Regions from separate parts of the Homo sapiens genome. Here region 2 is linked to region 1. A link is a loop called in an ENCODE intact Hi-C map of the cell type or tissue named here. Cell type or tissue: dorsolateral prefrontal cortex. All regions are shown on one strand. Links, peaks and the distances in the headings refer to the core of each region. The heading gives the core; the rest is flanking DNA.

Region 1 (9,406 bases), core at 612-8,611:
ACACATTGTAGTAAATGCTATTGGTTCCTGACTTATGCCTTCCTGATTTCCTTCTACTATCGAAATTGGGAGAGTTAAAACTCTTGCTCTCCCAAACTCCCTTGCAGCTAGAAGGTCATGTAACACAGTTCTGGCCAATGAGAGGCAAGTGAATATCTGTTGGGACAGAGGCTGCCCCTCCTTTCCATCTTTGCATAGAAATGTCAGGCTTGGACCTACTGCCACCACCTTGTAACCATGAAGGGAAAGTCAAAGAAATGCAGAGACGCTACAGCCCTGACACAATGGAGGTGCTGAACCAACGCCAGCAGCCACCAGATTTCAGCCTTCTTACTGGGTGAGAAAAATTTACCTTTAAACTCTTAGGCTGTTGCAAAAGTAATTAAAAAAAAAAAATGGCAAAAACTGTAATTACTTTTGCACCAACCTAATACTATCGGTTAGACTTTTCCAAATTTGGAAGCAAAAAAATTTCTAAATGATATATCCAGAAAGTCAACATAGAAATCGATACTGTTTCCTATATGGTAAGACACATGATTTTTTTTAAACCAAATATATGACCAACTTGTTTGTAAATTAACTTCTCTAAACATCAGCTGAATGACAGAAGCTCTTCAGGTAATTAGTCTAACGAGGGGATAAGGTATACATAAATAACTATGATCAGGCCAGGTGTGGTAGCTCACGCCTATAATCTCAGCACTTAGGGAGGCTGAGACGGGTGGATCACTTGAGGTCAGGAGTTCAACACCAGCCTAACCAACATAGAGAAACCCTGTCTCTACTAAAAATACAAAAATTAGCTGGGTATGGTGGTGTGTGCCTGTAGTCCCAGCTACTCGGGAGGCTGAGACAGGAGAATCACTTGAGCCCAGGAGACAGAAGTTGCAGTTAGCCGATATCATGCCACTACACTCCAGCCTGGGCGACAGAGCGAGACTTTGTCTCAAAATACAAAACAAAACAAAACAACTGTGACCGAAGGCAGACAGTGAAAACACTGTACGTGGAAGGTGCTCTATGTATATCCCAAGTAGGGAGAGACATTACTTCTGGTTGGGCAAGGAAGAAATCAGGGAACTCTCCATAAAAAAGCATCTAAGCTAAACTCCAGAGAAAAAAAGAATTTGGATGTTTGGAGTTGGGGAGAAAGGGCATTCTTGGCAAAAGGAATAGTTTAAGCAAATATGGGAAACCTAAGGTCATGTAAGGGAAACAGCAAGTTCATTCTGGCTGGTGCAGGAGAACAAAGATCAGAGAAGTCCAGACCAAATTATAATAAGCCTTGAACACCAAGTGAATGGGAGTCTGAGCTTTACTCTCCATGCCTGGGCTGCCATTGAAGGTTTCTGAGCAATTAGGAGTCAGTTTTTAAGGAAAATTTACCTGACTGCAATAAGTAGCATGGATTGGCAGACTTAGAAAATGTCAGGAGGAGGCTGTGCAGCCATCTGGGTAAGAGGTGATGAAGGTGTGAACCAGAAGAGTCAAAGTGAGAATGGAGTGGGAAAAAGACACAGACGTGAGAGATACAGTGGAAGTACATATAATACAAGTTGGCTACTGTCTGGATATGGGGTGTGAGTCACAGGAGGAATAACGCCGAAAATGTTTTATTGCACAAAATATAAACAAAAACCTCATGCGGTACCTCTGGAGCTGAAGACAGGAATGGTTTAATGTAGATGTTGGAGTCATGCACCTTCAGGTCATGGTCCCCAAGTCCCCTGGTCACTCCAATAGTTGCCATTACCCGGGCCTAGGAGTATAAGCAGAGGGTCATCAGAAACACGCACACAGTGAAAGCATCCCATTCCAGTGCAGCTGCCTGGGCTAGGAACAACCAAACAATTTTCCAGTTCCTCCTGCCCAGATATGTTTCCAGGCCCCTTGCTGCTAACATACGTGGATAGCTCTTACCAAGAAAGGGCTCACCAAAATCACTTCTGTATTTGAGGAGTGCTTTTTCTATCCATTATCTTAAGCTTGACAGGTTGCTGCTGTTTCTTTTCAGCTTTCTTTTTTTGGAGACTGGAAGGAAGGATGTCCAATAAACTAACTCCAATGCATGCGTGACGTCTACAGCTGCAGAAATCAGTTCATATCAAACCCAATAGGATTGATCGATCCATCCATCCATCCATCCATCCATCCACCCACCCATCCACACACCCACCAATCTTTCTGTTACATATCCACTGTACAAGTATTTGCTCAACACCAGCTATGTCCTTAGTCCTGTGATATGTACTAGTAAAAGGTGTAAAAAATCAGAAATAGCTCTTGCCCTCCCAGAGTTCACCTATTATGTTTTATGGCTGGAGAAAAGAAACTTATCAACTCTATAACCTATCCTGCTAAGATCTCCACAAATTCCCTCTGGGTGGAAAGGAACAAAATGTCACCAGTGCTGTGACATAGCTACACAGAGGCCTCAGGGCTGAGACCTCATCCTGAACTGTTTTTGAATGGTGTAAGGAAGTAACACTATTACACCAATGCCTACACAGTCAGCTTAAATATCTCCTGTTATGCTGAAGATCTGATTTACCCAAACATTTATTGGGTGCCTACTATGTACTTACATCATATGTTGGGGACACAAATGTCTAAGGCCTCGTCCCTACTACAAAGAAACTTGGGGCCACGTGCGGTGGCTCTTGCCTGTAATCCCAGCACTTTGGGAGGCTGAGGCAGGTGGATCACTTGAGGTCAGGAGTTTGAGACCAGCCTGGCTGACATGGTGAAACCCCATCTCTACGAAAAATACAAAATTTAGCTAGGCATGGTGGTGGGCACCTGTAATCCCAGCTGCTTGGAGGCTGAGGCATGAGAATCACTTGAACCTGGAAGGTGGAGGTTGCAGTGAATTGAGATCATGCCACTGCAGTCTAGCCTGGGTGACACAGTGAGACTCAGTCTCAAACCAACAAACAAACAAATAAAAAAACCAAAAAGAAACTTGGTAAGGGAGATAAGAGGGAGATGTGTAATTAATAACACATAAAATATGGTTAAGTACTGAAAAACACATAGACAATGGGTTATGCAAGTTTAGAGGAGGTAAAAATTCTACTGAGAAGGCTCCACGGAGGAGGTGGCACTTAGCACAGAAAGGTGGATTGCATCAAGACAGGCGACACAGAGGGATGGAGTGAAAGTCATCCTGGGTGGAAGAAAGCAGTGTCCTAACCCTTAATCATAAAAAATATATCCGGTGTAGTGAAATGGTTCAAAGACCTGAGCTTGAATCCTCACTCTATTACCTGGGTGATAAGAGTAATTACCTCCTATGAGTGGGGATGAAGTAAATAAATGCTAAGAAACACTGCAATTTAATATATTGTCTTCATCTTCATCCTAGACTGTCAACAGGGCTGTGAATTTTGAAGCCAGCCTTGGTTCGGAAGGTAGGCAGAGTTCACATTAAGCAGAAATGAAACCATGACACCTTTTTGAGGGCAAGGGTCAGAGGGGATAAAGACACGAGACACAGCCAGACACAGTAGCTCACATGTGTAATCCCAGCACTTTGGGAGGCCAAGGCAGGAGGATCACTTGAGCCCAGGAGTTTGAGACTAGCCAGGGCAATGTGGTAAAACCTCCTGACTACAAAAAATACAAAAATTAGCCAGTGTGGTGGCATGCGCCTGTAGTCCCAGCTACTCAGGAGGCTGAAGTGGGAGGATCACCTGATCCTGGGATGTCGAGCCTGAAGTGAGCCGAGATTGTGCCACCGTACTCCAGCCTGATGCCATGTCTCAAAAAAAAAAAAAAAAAGTGATGCAAAGCAAAGCCTGGGGCCCTCTGCCCTGCTGGGAGGCTGGACTGGCTCCCTTCTAGCCAAGAAGTGCTCAACTCTAAATGTGAAAAATTCTGAGTCCCTTGTGGCTCTCCTGCTCTCCTCCCTGAAATGGCGGCTTCTCTGTGTGCTCTTTCCAGCCAAAGAAATCTGATGTTTCTGCTAGTGACTGACCTTGTTTACGAAGTATCCAGGTGTTACCCACACCAGTCTTTAAAAGCATCTGAAGAAAGAAAATGAGAAGTAATGGCCACAGAAGTACTCTGAAATTTCTGCGTAGGGGTACGCGGAGAAGAAAGAGAAAATCCCAGTCCAGGATCTAGAAGGAGCTCCAAGAACTCATGGAGTCCTCAGAAAGGGGTGGTATCTACCAACAAAAGCAAAATGGAGACATGGTGGCTTTTAAATAGGCCAACAGGTACACGGACAGAACTTGCCACCTGCCCATCGCAAGACCATCAAGCTTAAATTACCTGAAATGCTTGAGGAACATGATGTTTTGGTGAATTGAACTTTATACTAAAATTAGAAAACTCTTGCTCCTTCAAATCTTACTGCTATAAACTTCCAAGAATACATCATTCCATTTTCCTATTGTACTAAGGAAAGTATACTGAACATAACTGAACAGCTTATTTAATACTTATGCATTTATGTCAGGTACCAGGCTAGACAGGAACTAGAGATACAGGGGTAACAGAATGTGTTCCTGAGTTTACTGGAACTCACTGGATATTAAAGGGTAATACAGAGAATCTCAGCCCCACAAAGAAATGGAGCTGCAGGCATAGGTCATTGGGCTGAATGATACTCATTAATGGTGCCCATTGTACCAAAAGGCACAAATATTTATATCAGAACAGTGCCTATTAGCCCTGACACGATTCTTAACCAGAGACTGTGATCTGAAAGGTGTTCATTTTCATGAATGGGGTATGTTCGTTTAAAAAATGATTCCTACATGGATCAGATATTTGTGTTTGGTATTCCTCCTTCTGTTGAGATGTCTTTTTGCATTGAAATCACTGCTGGTCTACACGGAGCCCAAAACCTAACCATGTTTGTTCTCTTGCTTTTGCTCTGACACACACACACACACACACACACACACACACTCTGCCCATGGAAGGCATCCTTTGGTTTTCTTCTGAGTCATTTCTTCTTGATAAAAACTATCGTATCGAATGCTGGAAAAATTATCAGTTGAAGACTCTTCTCAATGTGACCACATTTTTCACTTGGAATGCTTCACACCGAGTTGAAATGTATTAGTGTTCCGAGGAAGAATGCAATGATTCAGAAGGTGTTTGTTCTTACTAGGAAATAGATTCCAAGCTTCTTGCTCTCCACTCCAGGATTTCAACCTCCTCCAGGCCTCTGCTCAGAGACCACTTTAGGATCCACAGCTTTTCTTTGGTTCGACAACGTGCTGTTCAGTGCTGGATTCTGACTGGAACCCTGGGAGCTGATGATGGTCTTTGTTATCTTAGTCTGGACTCTGGTTGCTGTGACCTTATAGTCTAATTACAGTGACGCTTTGGACTCTCTTCCATGGGGCAAGTGGCAAACAGACTTGCAAAGTCTGGACTTCCATGGTGGAGTCTGAGACGCGCGAAGCAGACAGAAAGCCAAGGCACCACATCCGCAGCTGCCCCTCGCTTGGCTGCGTGATCTGCCTGAGCTGTTTTAACCTCACAGTCCCAGCTGCCTCGTCTGCCAGATGGATATAACACAGCCAGCTTGACCTGCCTCCTTGCTCGTTGTCAGATATAAATGAGATGATGTGTGTGAAAGTGGTTCATGTTTAAACACTGTAAAAAGTTATTCAAATGGATTGGGAAGGGGGACTTTATTTTCACAAAATTGGCTTGAGTCCCTTGTGCTCACCGCCCACCTCCCACCCCCACTACTCCTTGGACCCTGAAGACAGGAGGCCTGAAGGATGATGGATGGGATATGCTTTCAAGCTGTCAAGGCTATAAAATCACAAGCTGCTGAGTGGAACACACGGACTGCCACGGGCTATGTGGAGCGAAGGCGGGACAGAGCCCTGTCCTCTCTACCCAGGGGAAGCACACGTGCCTACCTTCTTGCCTTCTCCATATATAAGGGGGAACTTCAAGTCCTCATCCTCAATGGTTTTGTATGCCCTGTAGGGGATAAACAACATTTTAAAAAAGGTTTGCACTCAATTAGTGACCTGCTGCCCTGACACCGACTGCTAGGGATTTCATTTTCCCTGAGACCCCATCCACTCACCACACTGACTACCTCTTCCTTTATAGGGAGTTGTTCTCCCTACAGAATTGTGTGTGTGTGTCTTTTACCAAACCAGAAAATACTGTCTTTATATGCTTGAAGAGGGAGGAAATAAGTTGGCATATGCATAATTAGCAAAAAGGGGAGATGGGTTTCTGGCCTTAGGGTCTGTGTAATAATGAAGTGACCCAGCAACAGTATTCTCATCACGAATCCAAAACTGTGAGAAACAGCAGAGCTCAGAGATGAATGGAGTGTGAAACTGCTTCGAGAGCCAGTTCTCACCTTCAGGGGTTGTTTATACCAAAACAGCCTTGTATTGGGATGGCTAGGGAAGAAATCTTTCGAGCCTGTTTGTCCTCTATATAATATGCAAGGTTGGTAAAACATTCTTTGTTTCACAATAGCTTTTAAATAGCCACTCAATACACAGAAAGAACCTTCAGTTTATGCCTCAATGGTTTATTCCAGATAGGGTTCTCCAGTGCCACAGCCTGCACAGCGGAGGCGGGTAAGATGAAAGGGACAGAGCTGATGAAGACCATGTCTTGCAATTTTGCTTATAACCAAGTTAAAAAACAAACAAGCGAACAAACAACTGTTAGCCCAGTTACAGCTGTTTATCACCTTGAGCATGTAGCTTCACCTTTTTCAGTCTCAGTTTCCTCATCTGTACAATGAGGCTAATACACAGGATACAAAGAGCTCAGTACAGAGCCTGCACTTAGTAAGAGCCCACTTAGTGGCAGTTATTACTAATACTTAGTAGATAATTAACACTTACGTGGCATACCGGTTCCCCTTTCTGCAAAATGGGGATAACACTGCTCATAACTTCAAAGTTATTTAAAAGACTAAGTAAAAGATAGGGTAGGTTCTGCTGAATTAGGTGCTATAAGTAGATGCTTTTCTACAACAACATCTCCTGAGTGCATTAAAAATCCTAATTTATTAAATGGCCTGCCATTCCTGGACATATCTAGGCTGCTTGGGAGTGAGTCTGAAATCAAATTTATGGAAGCTCTTGAGGTACAAAAGAATGTAACTAAATTTAAAAAGCATGCAACCCCAAAGTTAAAGCAGGTCCATCCTCAGAAAGTTACATGGTAAGGTGTCCTTCCCATGGGGTGGAGAATCAGTGAGGTTTTGGCACCAGATGTGCCTGAGCTGGAGTTCAGCAATGCCTTTGGTATAGCCCTGCACAAGTAGATGTGCTCTCAGTCCCTCAGGATCCTCATTAATCAATTAGGGCAAAATCTGGGGCTCATTCGTGAGATTATTGCAAAGATTAAAATAGGGAAATGAATGTGGAGAGCTTAGGAGGTACTTAGCACTGTGCCTGGCAAAACAAATGCTGCTGCTGTTGAGTGAGCTGAGAGGTATTCTAGGAATTGAATTTTCAAAAAAGGAAATATACTGTTTCCTTCCCCCAAATCTACCAAACTAACACAAAGTGGAAATAACCACTTTGATGTTTTTACATACTCACATGAGCTATTTTAAACACTGTGGTATATGAGTTTGGGGGGGGAACAAATAAAGCTATTATTAGAAGAATTTGGGTTTTTTAAAGCTTTCCAGGTGATTCCAATGTGCAGCCAAGGTTGAGATCCACTACTATACATCAAGCATCAATTAACTACCATTCAAAATGATTCAGCAATTAGCCCCTTATCAGCTTGACCCTTAAGACAACAGACTACATGGCTCAAGGGAGAGGAGGAAAATGGCCTGAGAAAGGCCCTGAGATGAGCGTGAACAGGGATTGAAGACCCCATGTGGAGAGTGAGGAGACAGGCCCGCACAGAGAGGATGCAGCAGTGGAGACCAGATGTAGAAAGGGGCTGGGCCTTGAGATCCAGGCACAGGAGGAGCCTGGATCTGGTGTAGAAGAGTTGGGTCTATGACTAGACATTCACAGGAATTAAATAGAGCTAGAAGGCTAGAATTAAATAGAGGCAGAAGGCTGCAGCTCTAGAACCAATGACTGGGTATTACCTAGAGCTTAATAGAGACAGGCGAAGAGCACTCTTAACAGGCTTAGAGAAGTAGTAAGAAAACTGCTCTATCACAAGCCGGGTCATTGAATTCTCACATGGCAGAGTGTTGCAGGAGCACGAAGTCCATGTCCCACAACTCTGAAAGACACACACTTAGAGTTGTTACCCACAGGACCAAACCAAATGCAAATTTTAATATTATATGTTAGCTTCTGCTTATCTTCAGGAACAACAAAACATTAGAAATAGAAACAATGGTGGAAAAGGAAGGTTTATTCTGCCCCGCCAGTGTTGGTTTTCAATCAACTATGAGCACTCCCTCTCCCCCAGCAACTAACGACAAGGGGGAATAGCACCAATGAGGAGGAAAAGTACAACACCTTCTCCCCCTCCATCTTTCTGAATCCTAAGCACAGATCATCATATAAAGTTAAGTGGACTTCCATCCATAGTTACAAAGCCTTGAGTAATAAAGTATAAAATATAGTACTCAAGAGTTAAAACTGGCAACTTGATTAGAGTCTGTATAAATTAATAATAGCTAATAGTAATCACAGCAGCTATGATTTACTGAGCATCTTCTACATGCCAGACACCAGGCTCTGTGCTGACTTATAGTATCTAAAATCTCTCAATGGCCTTATAATGTCCTGTCTTACAGAGGAGAGAACTGAGCCCAGAGAGGTTAAGTTACTCCTCCCAGACCAAAAAGGTGGAGTGGCCTTAAAACCGGACTTGGACTTTTCCGGAAAACATGACAAAGAAATGTGATATCAGGACTTAGCTTTGGGAATTTCTCATTCTAGTCCGAGTCTGAAATGAGACCATTATTGTCCACTCTCTTCGGGTGACCAGCTGATATCTGATGAAGAAAAGAAGACTTTTGGCAAAAGAGGAAGGGGAATTTTCTGTGTGAGTGGCAAAAGAACAAAAGGGGTCATGTTTGTACAAAACTAGTGGCTACTACGGTACTGGGTCTACAGAGAAGAAGAGAGGAAAGTCAGCAGAAGTGATGGTCTGTGTTCTTTTTTTTTTTGAGACAGAGTCTCGCTCTGTTGACCAGGCTGGAGTACAATGGTGCGATCTCGGCTCACTGCAACTTCTGCCTCCCAGGTCCAAGCGATTCTCCTGCCTTAGCCTCCCAAGTAGCTGGGATTACAGGTGAGTGCCACCGTGCCCAGCTAATTTTTGTAGAGATACGGTTTCACCATGTTGACCAGGCTGGTCCTGAACTCCTGACCTCAGGTGATCTGCCCACCTCGGCCTCCCAAAATGCTGGGATTGATCCATGTTCTTAGACCTGCAGCTGCTTTTCTGGCCATCTCGCCAGCAATGAGTGACC
Region 2 (9,406 bases), core at 1,043-9,042, 55 kb before region 1:
GACCACACGCTCTTTGTAAATACAGAATAGGACAAAACGGAAAGAGTGATGTGCTGTCCCCTCCGTCTAAAACCCTAAGTAAATACCCAGTCCTCCCCCAGACTCTTCTCCACCTGTGGTTCAGGTGTCTGGGAAGAAGGCCCTGCACGCCCGTCCGCGCCTCCCCTGCCCGGGGGAGCCCCGGGTAGGCAGTGGCCAAAGACTCTGTAGAACAACTCCCGGGAGGGCAGGCTCGCGGCTGCTCCTCCCGTTGGCAGCGCCTCAAACCCTGGCAGGCCCGCGTGTGTGCATGTGAGCCTGCATGTCCTGAGAATCCCCCTGCAGCCTCGCACATCTGGGTCCCCTAGCCATGCATATTCATGCCCCAGAGCAGTAAACCCAGGTCAGCTGCTCGGAGACAGTGAATCGAGTTCTTGAAAACTGACCAAGCCCGTGACTTCAATAAAATGAAGACAGAGCTGTCTTTTCTCCAACTCCTGAGCAAAGCTCATAACACTTGAGGCATTTTTGTTTTTTTCTGAAAGGGACAAAAGAAACGGGGGAAGTCAGCTGTAGGAGTGGTGTGGAGAGTGTGTCTACAGTTCTTCCATTGCTGTAGAAATCGTGATTTGTTTCTTGTATCCTACCTACTCCCTTTGTTAGTTTCCTCAGCCTCAGGAGAAGTGGGTATCATTTGCAATATTCTTTCTTTTGCATGTGGTCCCTGTTGGTGTAACATGCTCTTCCATTTTACCCTTATCATCCTCCTATTTGGTGATGTTCCTCCCCTCCCCTCTCCTCCCCAGAAAAAAGCAGTTTCCACATGTGCCCTCCTAACCCTCCTTTCTGTAACTTCCATAAAAAATGCCCCTTTTCCGGGCGCGGTGGCTCACACCTGTAATCCCAACACTTTGGGAGACCGAGGGGTGCGGATCACTTGAGGCCAGGAGTTCGAGACCAACCTGAGCAACATGGTGAAACCCTGCTTCTACTAAAAAACAAAAACAAAAAAACCAAAAATTAGCCGGGCGTCGTGGTGCGTACCTGTAATTCCAGTCGCTCTAGAGGCTGAGGCATGAGAATTGCTTGAACCTGGGAGGCAGATGTTGCAGTGAGCCGAGATCGCGCCACTGCACTCCAGCCTAGGCGACAGAGCAAGACTCTGTCTAAAAAAACAAACAAAAAACAAACAAAACTGTTTTCCCTTCCCTGGTGGCTCAGGGGCACAGTCACTCTCTTGCACAGCCTGATGGCAGGAGATGGGGTGAGGGTGGCTGGGCTGGGGTGGCCCTGGGAAGACGATATCAGAACAATAATACTTGACTGCCCTACCAACCTAACCGCCTCATAGCCCCTCAGGACTCCAGTCCAGTGAGGGACACTGTTTAGGGCTGAAATGTGTTCAAAATTTATATGAGAGTCAAAACTGCGAGTATCTCAGAATGTGACTGTATCTGAAGATAGGGCCTTTATAAAGAGGTAATTAAGGTCAAATGAGGTCACATGGGTGGGCCTTAATCCAATCTGGTTAGTGTCCTTTGAAGAAAAGGAAATTCAGACACACAGAGGATTTGTTTACACGGAGAAATGACATGACGAGAGGGAGGCGATCTGCAAGCCAACCAAAGAAGCCTCAGGAGAAACTGAACCTGCTGGCACCTTAGCCACCCAGTCCGTGATATTTTATTATGGCACACGAATACAGGTACTAAGGAGGTCTGTCCAGAAGTCAGTCCTGAAGTCCTCCCTCCTCCTCCGTGACCTGGGAACTCTCCCTCAGGATGGTACTGGCCTGGCACAACTTTTCTTTTTGTTATATTCCAGGTGTTCTTGTTCTTTGAGACAGGAACCTATACCCAGTGAAATTTCCCTGTTGCTGAGTCTTTATTTCTACCCCTCTTGTTTGATTTTTCAGTTTTGTCCTGTGTAAGATTCCCAGATAAAATAGAAGACACCCATTTAAATTTGAATGTCAGATGATAGTAGTTTTTTAGTATGAGTACAACCCAAATATTGCAAGGGACATACTTAATTTAAAAAATTCTTTATCTGAAATTCAAATCCAAGTAGATGTCCTGTATCTTTTGTCTGATAAGTCTGCAAACGTTACTTTAGAGGTGTGTCCTTAGTATCTTTACACAGTGTTTCTCACCTTAGAATCAGCTAGAAAACTTTTTTTTTTTGAGATGGAGTTTCGCTCTTGTTGCCCAGGCTGGAGTGTAGTGGTGTGATCTCGGCTCACCGCAACCTCCACTTCCTGGGTTCAATCGATTCTCCTGCTTCAGCCTCCCAAGTAGCTGCAATTACAGGCACGTGCCACCACACCTGGCTAATTTTGTATTTTTAGTAGAGACGGGTTTCTCCATGTTGGTCAGGCTGGTCTTGAAATCCTGACCTCAGGTGATCCGCCCGCCTCGGCCTCCCAAAGTGCTGGGATTACAGGCGTGAGCCACCGTGCCTGGCCAAAACATTCAAAAGATACTGATGATTGGGTCCCTCCCTGGGGGATTCTGATTTAATTGGTCTGAGGTCTGACCTGGTAGACAGGGTTTTTTTAATGCTCCCAGGTGATGTTAACATGCAGCCAAGCTACAGAAGCACTGCAGGAAGGGACAGGTATTAACTAAATGTTCACAGCTATTTCATTGTTGTATTTAAGCTCCCTTAAGCTTAAATTCTTTGGGTTTCTTGTTCCTTTGTTCTGCTAAAAATGTCATCTTATTACTCCTCTTATTGCTGAGCCCAGAGGCAAAGGTCAAACAGATCATCGAAAAATGCCCTGTTAGTATGTGAAATGGTCATCTTATTTCAGGTCAACTGAGCCCATAGAGAGAGATGTCAAGAGCTGTAATATTGATACCACCACAGCAAATGACTTTCCATCCAGACACATTCGGTTTTATAACAAATAGTGCAACTGGGCACCCTGGTAAAAGATTTACCTTTTACCATTACTTTTATTACAGACCACTGCTCAAGAATGTAGGATCTGTTTTAAGCATACTTCTAGTTCAAGAGGATTTGAACATAATTTCGTTCAGTTCTTCCAGACCCTGACTATCTGTCCTTTTTGACTATTAGTTGGCATTTATAGAGAGCCAAATCTTACTTGCTCCTCACTATTTACTGAAAAGTTGGAAGATTCAGGTACTATGGTTAAAACCCGTGGGGTAACACACCATTCATTCTGCTTGTGTAAGGGCCTTATAATGGGGTCTGGTACTCAATGTCACCATGAAGACAAGCCTTGACAACATACACCTTCATAGTGCATGCTAAGGAGCTGTTGGCAGAGCTACAGCTGAGCAAGAGTCAAAACTAGATGAGAGGAAAATAAGATGCCTGTGACAAAAACACATTTTATAGAAAATGGTGCTGGTGGGTCAGCAGATGACATTGATTAGTTAGTATGTCTCAGTGCAAAGTTCAGGGATGGGGATTCAATGTGAAAGGGCTTTGTTAAAAATGCCATCCAAATAAGGGTGTACACAATGGAGGTTTTGTGACTAGCCCTTATTATCTAATGAGAAGTTACAGAAAACTGGAGTGGTAATTGGCAGTTGGGTGTCGACTACATATAAGCTTTAGATTTGAAATATTGGCTTTGGTGCTACTTGGCACTGTGTCCATGGGAAACTACTTTACCTACCTGAACTTTTATTTTTTCATGTGGAAAAGGGCTTTCAGAATGGCAGAATAAAAACCTCTGAAAATCTACTCCTCCATACAAAGAAAATTCTGGCAAAAATTGCCAGAACCAACTTTTTCAGAACTCTGGAAATTAACCAAAGGACTGCAACAATCTGAGGAATGTGTATTCAAGAAAAATGGCTGAACCTCAGTAAAAATAGGGAGCTTTGTGACATTTAGTTTTAAAGAGACAGGGTCTCTGTCACCCAGGCTGGAGTGCAGTGGTGCAATCATAGCTCACTGCAGCCTCAAACGATCCTCCCACTTCAGTCTTCTGAGTAGGTGGGACTACAGGTGCGTGCCACCATGCCCAGCTAATTTTTATTTTTTATTTTTAGAGGCAAGACTTTGCCTCTAAAGTTGCTCAGGCTGGTCTCAAACTCCTGGGCTCAAGCGATCTTCTCACCTCAGCATCTTTGAATAGTCGGGATTACAGGCATGTGACACCTCACCTGTATGTAACATTTTTACTTGACCAATCTCCTTACCCTTCTTTCCAGATCTGTGGTAGGCTTGAACACTAACAGCTTCTCAACCATGACAGCTCTGAGTACCAGCAGACTAGCAGCCAACAGTGAGGCAGAATAGGTTTGCAGCCCTAGCAGACCTGTTTACAAGAAATGCTTTTTTTTTTTTTTTTTTTTTTTTGGAGACAGGGTCTCACTCTGCTGCCCAGGCTGGAGCACAGTGGTGTGATCATGGGTCACTGCAGCCTCAGACTCTTGGGTTCAGTGATCCTCCTACTTCACCCTTTCACGCAGCCAGGACTACAGGTGCACACCCGGTTTATTTGTAAACTTTTTTTTTTTTTTGAGACAGAGTCTCGTTCTATCACACAGGCTGAAGTGCAGGCATGATCTCTGCTCACTGCAACCTCCGTCTCCCCGGCTCAAGCGATCCTTCTGCCTCAGCCTCCCAAGTAGCTGGGACTACAGGTACATGACGCCACATCCGGCTAATTTTTGTATTTTTTTGTGGAGATGGGGATTTGATATGTTGTCCAGGCTGGTCTCAAACTTCTGAGCTCAAGTGATCCACCCATCTTGGCCTCCCAAAGTGCTGGGATTACAGGCATGAGCCACCACACTGGCTAAGTTTTTTGTAGACATGGGGTTTCACTATGTTGTCCAGGTTGGTCTTGAACTCCTGGCCTCAAGTGATCCTCCCACCTTGGCCTCCCAAAGTGCTGGGATTACAGGCATGAGCCATATACCTGGCCTACAAGAAATACTAAGGGGAGTCCTTCAGGCTAAAATGAAGGGACACTAGGGAATAACTTGAATCCACATGAAGAAATAAAGGATGCTGGTAAAGGTAAATACACAGAAACCATAAAAGGCAGTAGAAATGTATTTTGTTTCTAATTCTTTTCTTCTCCCATATAATTTAAAAGACAACTACATAAAACAATAATTACTAAACTGTTGACAGGCTTATACTGTAGAGAGTTGTAATTTGTATGACAAATAGCACAGAAGAGAAGGAAGGAAATGGAAGTATATATTGCAGCTAAGTTTTTGTTTACTATTGAAATTAAGTTTGTATTAATCCAAACTATATTGTTTTAAGATGTTATTGTAATCTTCAGGACAACCATTAAGAAAATAACTCTGTTAGGAGAGCAGTGGGGTCCTCAGTATGGTTCCTTTAGGCAGCTCTGCTGACCCCACCCTTTCCTGAACTGCCCTTCTGTCCCAGAGGAGTCACGCTGACCCCACCCACCTTGCTGCTGGGCTTTGGACCCCAGTCTTGAAAAGGCCCGGCCGTGCTGGCTCTGCCCCTCAAAGGGGCTGTGAGCAAGGTAGGAGGGAGCTGGTCTCCTTTCTTGGGCCCCACCTAGGACCCGAGCACCACCTACCCCTGTGAGGGCCCCAGGCCTTAAGTCCCTGGTTGGGGGCGGGGGGGGGGGGTGCTATGGGTTTGTGACTCCAGCAGAGCAGAGGAACAGGGCACTGGAAGTGAGCTCAGCATGTGATTCAGTGATGGACCAGGTTTGGAAGGGCCAGTATACTTGTCATTGTTGTCGTTGGTTTGTTGTTGTATGTTCCAGGATATCAGTATTTTAACAGGTTCTAAGTGCCTTTCTATTGTAACTTATGTTTTCCCTCCTCTTGGCTCCATTGCTGTTAGCATAGTTTAAAAAAAAGAAATAAGCTAATGACTATAACAATATATTCCTCCATGGGAGAGGAAGTTTATAAAGAAACAGTAAAAGTGAGTTGCAAAAAATAAAAAATAAAGAAACAACAGGAAATTAAAATGGTATACTGGAAATTATTTCTCACAAAATAAGGCAGTAATGGAAAAATAAAGGAGTAAAAAGACAGACACATAGAAAACAAATAGCAAAATGGCAGATGTAATTCCTATTTAATCGTTAATCAGGTTAAGTTTCTATGGACTGAGAATTCCAATCAAAAGGTAGAGATTGGCATAATGAATTAAAAAAAAAGACTCAACTATATTTCTCTATAAAATACACTTTAGATTCAAAAATGCATACAGGCTGAATGTGAAAGGATGGGAAAAGATGTACTATGCAAAAAGTAACCAAATAAGGGCAGGAGTGGCTGTACAAATATGTAACAAAATAGACTTTAAGACAAAAATTGCTGGCAGAGACAAGGGATACTTTACAATTAAAAAAGGCCAATCCATCAGGAAAACAATTATAAACACAGATGCACCTAACAACAGAGCCCCCACCCTAAAATACATGAAGCAAGGACAGACAGAATGGAAGAAACAGCCAACTCAACAGTAATAGTTGGAGACTTTCATACCCTACTTTCAATAATTGATAGAAAAATTAGGTAGAAGATCAATAAGAAAATAGAAGACTTGGACAGTATGATGAACTAACTAGGTCTAACAGACATCTACAGAACAGCCAACAACAGCAGAATACACATTCTTCTCATGTGCACATGGCACCTTCTCCAGGATAGATCGTATGTTAAGCCACAAAACAAACCAATATGTTAAAAGGATTGAAATCATACAAAGTATGTTCTCAGATCACAATAGAATGAAATTATTTCCTCATCTGCAAAAAATGATAACATCTACCTGAGCGGGCGATACAAGAATTAAAACCAAGTAGCCAGCATGGGGCATAATAAACTTTTTTATTATGAGATACTTTGTTAATTGTAAGAACAGATTGCATGTATGCTTTCCTTTGCCTCATGACTAGAGTGTGGCAAATGATGGGTTAACTTCCTCCTTTTAAATTAGAAAAAAATATTAACCATTTTCAATTTGTGGCAGATTATAAAATTGATAGTGTTATAGTTTTGAGAAAATACAGTATCACAACCCCGATGCATCTTACCACCAATATGACTAGAAGCTGAATGTAGGACTACCTTAGAATACAAACTGGCAAATTTATAAATTGCCCTGTGTTTATAAAACAAGATAAATGATTATGGATCTACCTGAATTTTCCTTAGCAATAGGCCATGAGTGTTCATTCATATGTTTGACTCTCTTCATTTCACACCAGAGAGGCAAGATCAGGCCACATTCTTTTTTTTTTTTTTTTTTTTTTTTTTTGAGACGGAGTCTCGCTCTTCCGCCCAGGCTGGCGTGCAGTGGCGCTATCTCGGCTCACTGCAAGCTCCGCCTCCCGGGTCCACGCCATTCTCCTGCCTCAGCCTCCAGGGTAGCTGGGACTACAGGCGCCCGCCACCACGCCCGGCTAATTTTTTCTATTTTTAGTAGAGACGGGGTTTCACCGTGTTAGCCAGGATGGTCTGGATCTCCTGACCTCGTGATCCGCCCGCCTCGGCCTCGCAAAGTGCTGGGATTACAGGCGTGAGCCACCGTGCCCGGCCAGGCCACATTCTTACGAGTTAATTCTTCTAGTCAAGGAATAAAGCTTGACCTTATACTGTCTTAAAACAGATCTTAGTTCAGATTATCTATGGCTGCTTTTGTGCAACAATAGCTGGTTTGAGTAGCTGTGACAGAGTCCAAATGGCTCATAAAGCCTAAAATATTTACAATTGGGATCTTTACAGAAAAAGTTTGCAGAACCATAACCTAAGAACTAAATAAATAATCCTTGGGTGGCGCTGGCAGATGATATTCCAGGAAAGACACTGAAAAAAACATGCAGTCATCCTTTTATTTCCAAGTTTGCATAACTTTCTTCAATATGGCCAATCTTGTTTCATCTGTAAACCCATCCCCTCCCTTCCCTTTATTACTTTGAAGCAAATCCAAGACATACATTGGTAATATTTTATCTACAAATATCGGAGTCTATTTGCATTGTATTTTAAGGCATATAATACTTATGATAGCATTTATCTTTTTTGCAAATATGAGAACAACCACACTGTTAATTTTCCTTCAAATTCTACGGTGCAATTGGTAGATTGGCCAAATGTTCTCTGACTTGTATTTAAAAATGATAAGAATGAGCTGGGTGCGGTGGCTTACACCTACAATCCCAGCACTTTGGGAGGCTGAGGTGGAAGCCCAGGAGTTTGAGGCCAGCCTGGGCAACATAGCATGACCCTGTCTCTACAGGCATGGTGGCACATGCGTGTAGTCCCAGCTACTTAGGAAGCTGAGGCAGGAGGATCACTTGAGTCTAGGGATTTGTGGTTGCAGTGAGCCATGTTCGCACCACTGTACTCTAGCCTGGGCAAAAGATCAAGACCCTGTCTCAAGAAAAAAAAAAAAAAATCCCAAAATGAGAAATTTAATTTTTTCACCTAAGACAGTAATAGTGGAAACTTCACAGTTCTCCAGAAATTTCTCCCAACTTTTTTTTTCACTGACCAAACTCAGTAGGGAGGTAAATATCTAATTCAGAACTGCTGAGACCACTATTTTCAGGTTTTACAGTTATTTAGTTTAAATCAAAGATGTTTGGTTACTAAGCCTACACTTCCTGTAGTGTTTGAAGGGTGTGAGGTGACTCAGCTTGGGACATTTTGCTGCTGTAACTTCACATTTCTCTCACTTTCATGTCAACCATTCCTATACCCCCATCCACAGTTCTGAATGAGCTCACCTACTTTTACTTTATAGTGATTAAATTTGCAAATACCAAATTTTAAAAAGAGGATTAAAGAAAAAGCTCAGATTTGTATGGCCCTTTCAGGGAAGGGCTGTCCTTTAGGTCTGCATTCAGACCTTCCAAAGCCCTGTCCGTGGCCCCACTTGCACCAACAAACTGATCCGACCCAGTCCCCAGAAGACAACCGAGGTGCACACTGCCCCCACCTTGTGCTCAGTCATACTTGGAATGTGTCGCAGGCAGCCTAATTGAAATCAGTAAAGCAAAAAGGGTTAGCTAGCTGGAGGATCTTGTCAGAAGTGAAAGACAAGAGACTGAAAATGTAGGGAATATACTGAGTGAGCAGCAGTGTTTTCAGGGTTCTAATGATAGAGAACACAATTAAAAAGGCAGACTAATTGCTAGGAAAGGTAATTCATTCTTTGGCTTGTCATTTAAAGGAAACAACTGGGATGGCAATAAGTGTGAAGTATTTTGTAGATAGGGATTTTTTTTTGAGACAGGATCTCGCTCTCTCACCCAGATTGGAGTGCAATGATGCGATCGTGGCTCATTGAAGGCTTGATCTTTCGGGTTCAAATGATCCTTCCACCTCAGTCTCCTGAGTTGTGGGGACTATAGTTGTGCACCACCACATTTGGCTAAGTTTTGTATTTTTTTTTGTAGGGACTGGGTTTCATCATGTTGCCCAGGCTGGTCTTA

Evidence for each region. Peaks named below come from ENCODE experiments on the same cell type or tissue, not always from the same donor. Only the 100,000 strongest peaks of a DNase experiment are listed, where the experiment ranks them.
Region 2: it touches region 1 in a loop (2.2-fold over the local background); 3 of 110 quality-filtered maps call a loop at or near these places.

Annotation. Positions count from the first base shown.
Region 1 is chr12:62,688,045-62,697,450 of GRCh38, forward strand. It overlaps PPM1H (protein phosphatase, Mg2+/Mn2+ dependent 1H), which reads right to left. Exons shown (of 10, transcript NM_020700.2): 7 at 5,892-5,955; 8 at 1,655-1,762. Among named protein-coding and RNA genes, the nearest start is that of MIRLET7I, 89 kb to the left of the region's middle. In dorsolateral prefrontal cortex, for the core only: no CTCF peak of the experiment used is centred there; no DNase peak of the experiment used is centred there; H3K27ac peaks cover 764 bases.
Region 2 is chr12:62,632,425-62,641,830 of GRCh38, forward strand. No RefSeq gene overlaps it. Among named protein-coding and RNA genes, the nearest start is that of MIRLET7I, 33 kb to the left of the region's middle. In dorsolateral prefrontal cortex, for the core only: no CTCF peak of the experiment used is centred there; no DNase peak of the experiment used is centred there.